Regions from separate parts of the Homo sapiens genome. Here regions 2 and 3 are each linked to region 1. The links are chromatin contacts, found by Hi-C or POLR2A ChIA-PET in ENCODE. All regions are on one chromosome and are shown on one strand. The core of a region is the stretch at or near the end of the contact, and the rest is flanking DNA. Distances in the headings are between cores, read along the strand shown. Region 1 has its middle 72 kb from the start of CHMP4B. Region 2 overlaps ITCH (itchy E3 ubiquitin protein ligase). Region 3 overlaps ITCH (itchy E3 ubiquitin protein ligase).

The links. A loop is a pair of places that touch in the nucleus more often than their neighbours do. ChIA-PET counts read pairs that join two places held with the same protein, here RNA polymerase II (POLR2A). Pooled maps may share reads with other maps.
Region 2: a loop to region 1 is called in a pooled map, with 3 times the contacts of the local background. The contact joins two enhancer-like sites. A Hi-C loop is called at or near these places in 2 of 37 single-sample maps with no recorded cell type and 3 of 50 pooled maps.
Region 3: a pooled map shows a loop between it and region 1 (2.3-fold over the local background). The contact joins two enhancer-like sites. A Hi-C loop is called at or near these places in 1 of 50 pooled maps. POLR2A ChIA-PET finds 5 or more read pairs at or near these places in 2 of 52 experiments (AG04450 and GM12878).

What each region holds. Positions count from the first base shown.
Region 1 is chr20:33,881,763-33,885,441 of GRCh38, forward strand. No RefSeq gene overlaps it. Among named protein-coding and RNA genes, the nearest start is that of CHMP4B, 72 kb to the left of the region's middle. RefSeq lists enhancers at 1,441-1,560, 1,741-2,000. Within about 2 kb of position 1,514, at least 2 of the 41 ENCODE cell types and tissues checked have a DNase peak (open chromatin) inside an H3K27ac peak, as active enhancers do.
Region 2 is chr20:34,403,907-34,408,060 of GRCh38, forward strand. The region is part of intron 3 of ITCH (itchy E3 ubiquitin protein ligase); the gene reads left to right. Among named protein-coding and RNA genes, the nearest start is that of ITCH, 43 kb to the left of the region's middle. Within about 2 kb of position 1,650, at least 6 of the 41 ENCODE cell types and tissues checked have a DNase peak (open chromatin) inside an H3K27ac peak, as active enhancers do.
Region 3 is chr20:34,474,872-34,479,065 of GRCh38, forward strand. ITCH (itchy E3 ubiquitin protein ligase) reads left to right here. Exons shown (of 25, transcript NM_031483.7): 17 at 2,901-2,989. It also overlaps the pseudogene FDX1P1. Among named protein-coding and RNA genes, the nearest start is that of MIR644A, 11 kb to the left of the region's middle. RefSeq lists an enhancer at 1-161. Within about 2 kb of position 1,525, at least 3 of the 41 ENCODE cell types and tissues checked have a DNase peak (open chromatin) inside an H3K27ac peak, as active enhancers do.

The DNA.
Region 1 (3,679 bases), core at 264-2,763:
GGTCTCAAACTCCTGAGCTCAAGCGATCCTCCTGCGTCTGCCTACAAAAGTGTTGAAACTACAGCCACAAGCCAACGCGCCCGGCCTTATGTGTTATCTCTTGCCACATAGTGGCCTCTGCTCCAAGGGAAGCGGGAAGAGTGAGTTTTTTCAGTGGTACCTTTCCTCCCCATCCTGAAAACAAATGTGATTCTCCTCCTAAAGAAGTAGAGCAAGTGGGTGTAGAGTTGTTAACATGCAATGTCTGCCACATAAAACATGATCCCCATTTTGGTGAGGAAATCACAGCCTGGAGAGGTGTGGTGATTTACACAGCCTGGATTCGATTGCACTGAGCCTGCCCCACCCTCACCCTGCTCTGATTCAGGGACCCTGGCCTGGCCCTCATCTTTGGTGGTTGCTGTCGTCAAGGCACTGGCCTTGCGTGATGGATGAGCAGGCAGCCTCATTAAACACAAACCCTTGTTGGTTTCCCAAAGCCCACAGGAGCAGCGAGGCCCGGGATCTGGGAGCAGGGAAGCTGAACAGGACCCCATCTGTCCTGTTCCCTCCGGCTTCTGCTCAAACAGGCATTTGTCTGCCATGGCAAGAGGGCAGCCTCAGACACTTCATCTCTGGGCAATTAGGGGGCTGCACGTGAGAAGAGTAATGACTGGCCAGAGGGGATTTATCAGGGGCCAGTGTGGCTGGGCGGGGCTCAAGATTTGACATCCACCTCTTTTCCGAGGGGAAGGAGCTGGTTAGCATCCCTGCCTGGCAGTGGAGCCTCGTTAGCTCTGCCTTCTACTGTCCCTTCCCCCTCCAACGCTCTGCTCCCCACCCCACCTCCTTGTCTCTGCCCTAGATCAGAGGCCAGGCACTAGCTGGATGGTCACACCTGCCTCCTCCATGCTGCCCCCTGTGAACCACTCTCCGCACTGGCTGCTCACAAGTCTGATCACGTCACACACCTCCTCCCTACCTTTAAATCCTTCCATGGCTCCCTACTGCCCAAATCATAAGCAGCTGTTGTGTTCGGGTGGTCCTAGGTGACCAGCTTCCCCACGAGCGATTTCTCTCCTTTGGTTTGATTCGTGTCAAAGATGAGTCTTAGACACTGCCTGATGCTCAAACGGTTTATCCTTTTCTTAAAAAAAAAAAAGATGGGATCTTGCTGTGTTGCCCAGGCTGGTCTTGAACTCCTGGCCTTAACCCATCTTCCTCCCTTGGCCTCCCAAAGTTCTGAGTTACAAGCATGAACCATGGTGCCCGGCCTCAAGTGATTTATTTTGGCTGTGCTGTTACGAGACAGACATCAATGACACGGGCCAGATACACTTAGGAGGTCAGAGGACCAGCTGACCAGGAGGGTCTCTGTGTAGAGACCATCCTCAGAGTTTGGGGGATCCTTCTCCCTTCCCTAGACCTGGGTTCAGTCTAGGTTAGTCGCCAGGTGTTTCTTTCAAAAAAGAAGTTTAAGCTATTCTTGTAAGGGGAAGCTTTGTTTCAAGGTTTATGAAAGTTGCATCTGTGCTGAGGTGGTCTTGTTTTCTGGAAATCCCCTGGCCAGGGTTGGAAATCCTGGGGCCAGGCTGTATCAACTGCTAAGTGACACCTGGTGTCCGGCCTGTGAGATGCTTAAGTGGGTCCTATGGCTCTTGTTAATCTCACAGTTGCAGTATGTCTCTTTTTATACTATGACAGCAACCTCAGCCCTGGTGACCTCAGCTCCCGCGCCGCATCCTCTGTACTCTTGCTCTTCAATTTTTAAGAATGAGTTTCATGATTATGGGTTTCAAAAATTACATTCAGGACTGCGTGTGGTGGCTCATGCCTATAATCCCAGCACTTTGGGACGCCAAGGTGGGTGGATCACTTGAGGTTAGGAGACCAGTCTGGTCAACATGGTGAAACCCTGTCTCTACTAAAAAAAATAAAACTTAGCAGGGCGTGATGGTGCACACCTGTAATTCCAGCTACTCAGGAGGCTGAGGCAGCAGGATCACTTGAATCTGGGAGGTGGAGGTTGAAGTGAGCCGACAACATGCCACTGCACTCCAGCCTGGGTGACAGAGTGAGACTCCATCTCAAAACAAAAACAAAAACAAAAACAATTCAAAAGGCACACAGTAAAACAAGGCTAACTCCTGCATCGTCCTCACCTGCCTAGTCCCCATCACCTGCCACATGCCTTAGTTCCTTGTGTATCCTTCCAGTTTCTTTATGCAAATGTAAATAGGACAAATATGTCGTCATATTTACCACCCCCACACATGCTTTATATACAAATGGTAGCTTATCAGGAACGTGGTTCTATACTTTCATTTTTGCACTTAATACATCTTGGAGATCTTTTTGTATCTGCAGAGAGAAGGCTGCTTCATTCTCTGGTACAGCTTGACCATCATTTCCTTAGCCAGCTCCCAGGTAGTGGATGTTTGTGTGGCAGGTGCTGCTGCTGCCCTGTCCCATATCTCCCACCTACCAGAGCTCACCAGCAGCCCTTTCATTTCTCCAGGCTTTAGCCCACACAGGTCTCTCTGCCTGGGATATGCTTCTGCTTCTTCATCTCAAATCAAGAGTCTGGCAGCCCCGCCAGAGACACTAACCTAACTAGTTCAGGCAGGGCTAGCACTTTGGGCCTCAGGGTCTCCCTTACCTCCTCTGCCTCAGGAATGATCACAGTGGATTAAATCCTCTCCTTATCTGCCTGCCTGGCTGGGAGCACCTGGGCAGGGGTCAGAGCTGTGGGGGGGCAATGGGGAAGATGAGTCAGATTCATCACTATGTCCCAGCACCTCTTACCACATCCCATGGCCTCTAGTGAAGCAGGAGAAGGATTGTATAAAATCCAAACTCCTTCCCGTGGCCTACAAAGCCCTGCTGACCCCGTCCCTGCCTGCCATCACCCCCAACCTCAGGTCCAGCCAGTGTGGCCTTCTTGTTCCTCAGAGACCTCAAACTCGATCCTGCCTCAGGGCTTTTGTTCTTATACTTTCCTCTACTTGGACTCTCTTTTCCCCAGATCTCCTGATTAGACCTCAGCTCAAATGACACTTCCTCCAAGAGGCCTTCCCTGACCACCTTGACTAAAATATCCTACTCACCCCTGCCAACTTTGGGAACCCAAGGCAGGAAGATCAGTTGAGGCCAGGAGTTCAAGACCAGCCTGGGCAACATAGTGAGATCCCATCTTTGAAAAAAAAAAAAAAACACCCCCACTTTCTTAGCAGTTATGGGATGAATTGTGTCCTTCCCAAAGTTTATAGGTTGAAGCCCTAACCCCGAGTACCTCAGAATGTCACTGTGTTTGGAGATAAGGTCTTTAAAGAGGTGAATAAGTTAAAATGAGGCCAGTAGGGCTGGGTCTTAATCCAATCTGAGTGGTGTCCTTTTTGTTTGTTTGTTTGTTTGTTTTGTTTTGTTTTGTTTTTGAGACAGAGTCTTGCTCTGTCTCCCAGGCTGGAGTGCAGTGATGCGATCTTGGTTCACTGCAACCTCTGCCTCTGGGGTTCAAGCAATTTTCCTGCCTCAGTCTCCCGAGTAGCTGGGACTAACAGGCACGTGCCACCACTCCCGGCTAATTTTTTTTTTGTATTTTTGGTAGAGACAGGGTTTCACCATGTTGGCCAGGCTGGTCTTGAACTCCTGAGCTCGTGATCCACCCATCTCGGCCTCCCAAAGTGCTGGGATAACAGGC
Region 2 (4,154 bases), core at 400-2,899, 520 kb after region 1:
TAGAACTTTGGTAAGATTTGTTTTAGTAGGAGGCTGGAAGGGTAAGTTATAGCTGCATACTAAGCAAGGTAAAATGCCCCATAAGAGTTTAAACTTCATTTTTCAGGCAATAAAGAATCATTTAAGTAATGACATTAATGACATGATCACATCTATTCTAGGAAAATAATTCTGGTGGCTGTGAGGGGTTGGATTGGAGAAGTGAGAGTAAAAACAGTTGTTTAGAGGCCTCTCATAGTAGCCCAGGTGTCAGATGAGACTGACATTTTTCTGGTCCTTTTTCTTCCGGTTTATAATGTATAGTTTTTTATTTTTTTGTTTAATTTACTGTGGGACTTTAGTTTTCAGAAAGTAGTACATTGATTTATTTTATATTTGTAATATTATGACTATAACACAAGGTTTTGTTCAATCTAGACTTTGAGATTTGAATACTGAAATAATTTCTCCTGTCCAGGTTTTGCAGTGTGACCCTTGGGCAAATTTTTAAATTTCACAGAGCTTCTGTCTTTTTTTTTTTTTTTTTTTTTGAGATGGAGTTTCACCCTTGTCACCCAGGCTGGAGTGCAATGGCATGATCTCAGCTCACTACAACCTCTGCCTCCCGGGTTGCAGTGATTCTCCTGCCTCAGCCTCCTGAGTAGCTGGGATTACAGGCGCCTGCCACCATGTCTGGCTAATTTTTGTATTTTTAGTAGAGACAGGGTTTCACCATGTTTGTCAAGCTGGCTCCTGACCCCCGTTGATCCTTTTGACTGAGACTTCCAAAGTGCTGGGATTACAGGTGTGAGCCACCACGTTCGGCCGCTTCTCTTTTTATGTGTAAAAATTAGGACAGTAATACCTGTTTCGCAGAATAGGTATTGATATTGAAATGACATTTACGTGCAGGCACATGGTAAATACTAAAATTGGTGCTCCTCCACCCCCATGTAAAGTTTGTTAGGCCAGGCCTGGTGGCTCATGCCTGTAATTCCACCACTTTGGTAGGCCTAGGTAAGTGGATCTCTTGAGCCCAGGAGTACAAGACCAACTTGGGCAACATGTCAAAAGCTTGTCTCTACCAGAAAAAAAATACAAAAATTTCCTGGATGTGGTGGCACGCACCTGTAGTCCCAGCCACTTGGGAGGCTGAGATGGGAGGATGGCTTGAGCCCAGGAGGTAGAGGTGGTTGCAGTGACCTGAGATTGTGCCACTATTCTCCAGCCTGGGTGACAGAACCAGACCCTGTCTCAAAAAAAAAAAAAAAAAAAAAAAGGTTTCAGTGGGGTTTGGTAGGATTATGTAGCAAAATTGCTTTCACAAATTTGAATCCAGCTGGGCACAGTGGCTCACGCCTGTAATTCCAACACTTTGAGGGGCCGAGGCAAGTGGATCACCTGAGGTCAGGAGTTTGACACCAGCCTGACCAACATGGTGAAACCCCGTTTCTACTAAAAATACAAACATTAGCTGGGTGTGGCGGCGCGTGCCTATAACCCCAGCTGCTTGGGAGGCTGAGGCAGGAGAATCGCTTGAACCCGGCAGGCGGAGGTTGCAATGAGCTAAGATTGTGCCATTGCACTCTAGCCTGGGCAACAAGAGCGAAACTCCTATCTCAAAAAAAAAAAAAAGTTTGAATCCTAGAAAGCCCCAACAGGGGCAGATCATTTCCTTCCTGTCAGCCTTGCGTTGCTCTTTGTTCTAGGTTTAATCAGTTTCAGAGTGCCACAAGAGGCCCTGAAATATAATGAGTGTATGTATAATTGTTTGGGCTATTTCACCTTTTCTTAGACCAGAAATGTATTAAAAGTAGAAATTTTATGTTTTTCTGTGTAATCCTGTGATTAAATTTGGCTCTATATTAAGCACTAGAGCTTTGATTTAATAGTACTTTTTTTTTATTTTTTATTTTTTAATAGAGATGAGGTCTCACTGTGTTGTCCAGGCTGGTCTTAAACTCCTGGGCTCAAGTGATCCTCCCGCCTGGGTCTCCCAAAGTGCTGGTATTACGTGCCCGGCCTATTACATTTTAATCAGAGATAGCTCTGGTCCCCACTTGAATATTTTTTATTCTGAAAAAGACTTTCTATTTCATGTTTCCACTTAGATGTCTCAGCATCTGGCATCTGAAACAATTTTTTTTTTTTTTTAAAAGACAGTTTTGCTCTGTTGCCCAGGCTGGATTGCAGTGGTGCAATCACAGCTCACTGCAGCCTTGACCTCCCAGGCTTAAGCGATCCTCCTGCCTCAGCCTCCCCCCAGCAGCTGGGACTACAGGTGCACGCCATCATGCCTGGCTAATTTTTAAAATTATCTTTTGTAGAGACGGGGGTCTCACTATGTTGACCAGGCTTTGTTCAAACTCCTGGGCCTCAAGTGATCTTCCTGCCTCAGCCTCCCAAAGTGCTGGGATTACAAGTGTGAACCACCATGCTTGATCTTGTCTATTTGTCTAGCCTTCTCTTGCAACTCTTCTTTTTCTTCAGTCAGTCATTCTGTGGCTAGCTTGAATGCCAGCAAAAAGGCACATAAGCCTAAAAGGATGGAAGTATTTGATATATGTAAAGTCAGAGTTTCAGGGCCACCACCTGGGACTATGCCTGCTTAGATATCCAGACTTTGGACTATATATTAAGCTGCTGCTTCTTTTTTTTTTTTTTTTCGAGATGGAGTCTTGCTCTGTCACCCAGGCTGGAGTGCAGTGGCGCAATCGCGGCTCACTGCAATCTCCGCCTCCCAGGTTCACACCATTCTCCTGCCTCAGCCTCCCGAGTAGCTGGGACTACAGGCGCTCGCCACCACGCCCGGCTAATTTTTTGTATTTTTAGTAGAGACAGGGTTTCACCATGTTAGCCAGGATGGTCTCGATCTCCTGACCTCGTGATCCGCCCGTCTCAGTCTCCCAAAGTGCTGGGATTACAGGCGTGAGCCACCGCACCCGGCTATATTAAGCTTCTTAAGTAGTTACTATATAAACTCCTCTGACAACTCCAAGGGTTCCTTAACTTTGATGAGCATTAGCATTCTCTGAACTTTGCTGCTACAGTAGATAACCTGGGTGGTGGAGTAGATAACCTGGGTGGTGGGTACTTCCTTGGTTGTAGTTACCTCATCTATGAGGGAGCAATGACTTGCCACCTATGGAAATCATGGGGTGCTTTGCTAGATTTCTACTTGTTATACCCTGTAAGGGGCCTGGACAAAGCTATTTTATGGCAAAGGTAACTAAAAGGTGAAGGCTAAGGAGTTTGTATCTCAAGATGCACAACATAGGAAGCTCTTCCTTAGATAATATGAGATGTTAAAAAAAAAATCTTAGTTTGTAGTTCTTATTCTTCCATTGGCTTTCCAACACACAGAATAAAATCTAAATTATCATTATTATTATTATTTTTGATACGTAGGCTCACTCTGTCGCCCAGGCTGGAGTGCAGTGGCATAATCTCGGCTCACTGCAACCTCCACCTCCCGGGTTCAAGCAATTCTCCTGCCTCAGCCTCCTGAGTAGCTGGGATTACAGGCGCCTGCCACCACACCTGGCTAAGTTTTGAAATTTTTTAGTAGAGACGAGGTTTCGCCATGTTGGCCAGGCTGGTCTTAAACTCATGACCTCAGGTGATCCACCCGCCTCAGTCTCCCAAAGTGCTGGGATTACAGATGTGAGCCGCTGCGCCCAGCTGCAGATTCTTTATCTTGGTTTATAAAGCTCCCATACAAAGCTTATCTCCCTTCATTTACCATTCCTTCCTGTGCTTGCTATACTTTCCCTCAGATATGCCATACTCATTTGCCTCTCTCTGGAATGCTGTCTTATTCCCACCTCCAGTCTTCCCATGGCTGGCTCCTTGTCATTTGGATGGTTGCTTAAAAGTCTTCTCAAAGGCCTTCCTTACTACCAAGTCATTTTCTGTCACATCAGCCTGTTTTTCATCATAAATACTTTAATTAGAATATAATCTCCTTGAAAGCCAGATCCTTTTCTTTACTGTTAATTGCTTTAGGGACAGAGTTTAGAGCAGTATCTGACACATGGTAGGCATTCAGATGTTTGTTGACCATGTTTGTCAATGCATACATTTTGTTTTGAGATATGGTCTCGCTGTGCTGCCCAGGCAGGTCTTAAACACCTAGGCTCAAGCAGTCCTCCTGCCTCAGCCACCTGAGTAGCTGA
Region 3 (4,194 bases), core at 275-2,774, 590 kb after region 1:
GGGCGGAGGGGCTCCTCACTTCTCAGACGGGGCGGTTGCCAGGCAGAGGGTCTCCTCACTTCTCAGACGGGGTGGCTGGGCAGAGATGCTCCTCACCTCCCAGACGGGGTCGCGGCTGGGCAGAGGCGCTCCTCACATCCCAGACGGGGCGGCGGGGCAGAGGCGCTCCCCACATCCCAGACCATGGGCGGCCGGGCAGAGACGCTCCTCACTTCCTAGATGTGATGGCGGCCGGGAAGAGGCGCTCCTCACTCCTAGATGGGATGGCGGCCGGGCAGAGACGCTCCTCACTTTCCAGACTGGGCAGCCAGGCAGAGGGGCTCCTCACATCCCAGACGATGGGCGGCCAGGCAGAGATGCTCCTCACTTCCCAGACGTGGTGGCGGCCGGGCAGAGGCTGCAATCTCGGCACTTTGGGAGGCCAAGGCAGGCGGCTGGGAGGTGGAGGTTGTAGCTAGCCGAGATCACGCCACTGCACTCCAGCCTGGGCACCATTGAGCACTGAGTGAACGAGACTCCGTCTGCAATCCCGGCACCTCGGGAGGCCAAGGCTGGCGGATCACTCGCGGTTAGGAGCTGGAGACCGGCCCGGCCAACACATCGAAATCCCGTCTCCACCAAAAAAATACGAAAACCAGTCAGGCGTGGCGGCGCGTGCCTGCAATCGTAGGCACTGGGCAGGCTGAGGCAGGAGAATCAGGCAGGGAGGTTGCAGTGAGCCGAGATGGCAGCAGTACAGTCCAGCTTCGGCTCGGCATCAGAGGGAGACCGTGGAAAGAGAGGGAGAGCGAGACCGTGGGGAGAGGGAGACGGGAGAGGCAGAGGCAGGGGCAGGGGCAGGGGCAGGGGCAGGGGCAGGCAGAGGCAGGCAGAGGCAGAGGCAGAGCTGCATACTTTCAAGAATGACAAAATTTAGTAGTTATACAAGGTGAATTAAAATAGTAAAGCTAGTCATAATACAGAATCCACTCATCCATGTACTCATTTTATCACTTAAATAATAATTATAAAAATAGGTAAAATTCCATGAAAATATTCCTATTTGTTCTAGTTCAGGAGGTCTTGCCCACATCAATGGATTGTCTGGCATCAGCCACTGTTTCAGGCACTCGAACAGTCATATTGTCCATAGATTTTGTCAAACAGATTTGGCAGCCCAACTGTGATCTGTTAGTCCATATGCCAGATCGAGCATGTGATTCTCCTCATCAGTGATTGCATCTAACTTCTCATATATGTGATCTTCAAAGATGAGATGACAGGTTAAACAAGCCAGAGTTCCCTCACATGCACCAAAGCCATCAATATCTGGATTATTTTCAACCACAACGTCTAGCAGAGAATCACCAACTTTTCCTTTGGTTGTTAATGTTTCACCATCACAGTTTATAAAGTGGACTGTCACTTTATCTTCTGAGCTGCTCCGCGCCCCTGCCGACACGCTCAGCGGCCGGCTCGCCTCCGCGCTCCGGCCCGGTCCCCGGCTCCTCAGCAGGCCGCTGGCTCCAGCGCGGGACCCGGCGTGGTGCAGCCACCGGCCGGCCGGGTCGCCGAGGACCGCAGAAGCGGCGCGCAGCAGCCGGGCGCCCCCAGCGGCAGCCATCGCCCGCGGTCGGGAACTCAAAAGGAATTATTTAAAGATAGTTTTAACCTTGTGACATTTCTCATTTGCGTTGCTGTATACCTAGCCTATACTATTTGTAGAATACTTGGCATAAACGTACATATGTCATAAGCATTGAAGTTTTTTGTTACATCTGGGATTTTCTGGCTTGAGTGGGATGTGAATTCATAAATGTGATGGTTTTGTGGGGGAACTGAGAGAACTTGGCATAAACAGGTATACTTACTGATCCTCTCTGGATATTTAAGTGTGGTAATTCATTCTTATCACTCAATAAAGTATAGGCATTATATCAACTTCTCCCTTTCCATGTTCTTCTGTATTTTTTTGTAAGAGTAATTGATATATGCAGTGCTATACACACACAATTTTGGTCAAATAATTTGTTTTACGTGGCAGGAAACCAAATGACCTATTGATTGTAGCTCAGTAATGTACTGTCCTTCAAATATGAAGATGATCCTATTAACCACCTATAGTGGGACACAAAATTTGAGTAGTTTTTGTAGGTAGTTATCGGTTGCCGCTGAGAATGAGTTTCCAAAGTTAACTGGGTCTCTCTGCAGCTACTGGTTTTCATTTCTCGGTTAGCCAGTTAGCTGTTACGTGTACCTTTGGCTATGAGTCAAAACCAAACCTAATAACCAAACCACAAAAACCCCACCCAACCTCTGACCATGCCCATCTATGTTCTAAGTAATTGATACAGGCAACATTATAAGTCAATAGTAGCATCATTAAAAATAAAATCACGGCCGGGCATGATGGCTCACGTCTGTAATCCCAGCACTTTGGGAGGCCAAGGCCGGTGGATCACCTGAGGTCAGGAGTTTGAGACCAGCCTGGCCAACATGGCAAAACCCCGTCTCTACTAAAAATACAAAATTAGCCGGGCGTGGTGGCGCACACCTGTAGTTCCAGCTACTTGGGAGGCTAAGGCAAGAGAATCGCTTGAACCTGGGAGGTGGAGGTGTGGTAAGCCGAGATTGTGCCATTGCACTCCAGCCTGGGCAACGAGGGAGAGACTGTCTAAAAGTAAATAAATAAATAAAATCACGTGTATAAGGTATATAAAAATATAGATGTATATAATAAAATATTATTAAACGTTACTATAATGTATTTTCTGTATGTGTGGTTTTGACTAGACCATGAACACCTTTCTGTGTCATGGGAGATTTCAGTTACCTATAACGAAGGAGATGTCAAACCTAGAAGTGGTAGACAGTGTTTCAATAGCTTTTTTCACCAATTATTTTACTTTATTTTTTTTTAGATAATGAGCTTCAGTCCCCAAGATCTGCGAAGACGTTTGTGGGTGATTTTTCCAGGAGAAGAAGGTTTAGATTATGGAGGTGTAGCAAGGTAGTGATAATATGAATACTCAGAACTTAGTTCCTTTCCTCCAAAGGTACCATTGCACTTCGCTTGCAAGTATTATTTTCTCAATCTTATATTTTAGGAAAATGAAATATGTCAAATTATTATACCTTTATTATGCTGTAGCTACAGAATTTCAAAAAACATTTAATTCAGCACTTTCTATGTCATGTACAGCTGATTGATTTCACCCACATCACTCATTTAATCTTCAGGGTAACCTTGTGATACAGAATTTTATAGGATGATGAAGAGGCTTAGAGACTCACCTAAGGCACATAATAAATTGTAGAGCCTGGATGCAAGCTTTGTATCATTTAACCAGTAGCCAGTGTTAAGTCTACCACCTCTTATATCTGTTCCACAGAAAACACAAGGCCTTATAGTGATCAGGTCATTTTCCCCACCACAGATTACTGATACAGGTAATAGTTACTCAGTTTCCAACTGAGATTAGTATATTTGTCATGAAAATATAGAAGGTTGTACAAAATAGGAGTTGAAAGTCTTAATTCTGCTTTCTTCATATTGGAGCTTAATATTGGACCCTAGAAGATAGTCTCTAATGAGAATTGCTTTGCTTATTCCATGATAATATATCACACCAGGTTAAAAATTTGCGTAGAGCTGGCATTGTGCAAAGACAAGGACTTTGGGGTCAAGACGGGATTTGAATCTTTTTCTGCTCTCAATAGTGTGATGTTGGGCAAATATTTTCATCTGTAAAATAAGAATATTAATATCTACATTTCTAGGATTATTGTGAAGAGTAGAAATATTGTTTATTAATGACCTAGTTCAGAGCCTGTGTCTTTGTGTGCACGCTAATTGGTGGCTACATTTTAGTAGTTCTTATTTATATTATGTTTCTGAGTTTAAATAAAATTATTTCAAAATATATGATATAATCATAGATAAATAACAAATATGAGTAGAAACATGTAATTTTGTATAAGTTAAAGGCAATTGAAGAGGAGAGCAATCATTCATTCCTAATAAGAAAATAAACTAGCAATATTAAAGTGTGTCATGAGATACACTTATCACAAGAGGCCATGAACTAACAGGAAAAGAGATCCAGATTACAGGCTTATGCCACATGTATTACCCCAGATCACCCATGTTACGTAGTTTTAGTAACCATAATCTTATGTTAATATTGGTTCATATTTTCACAATATTTGACTTAG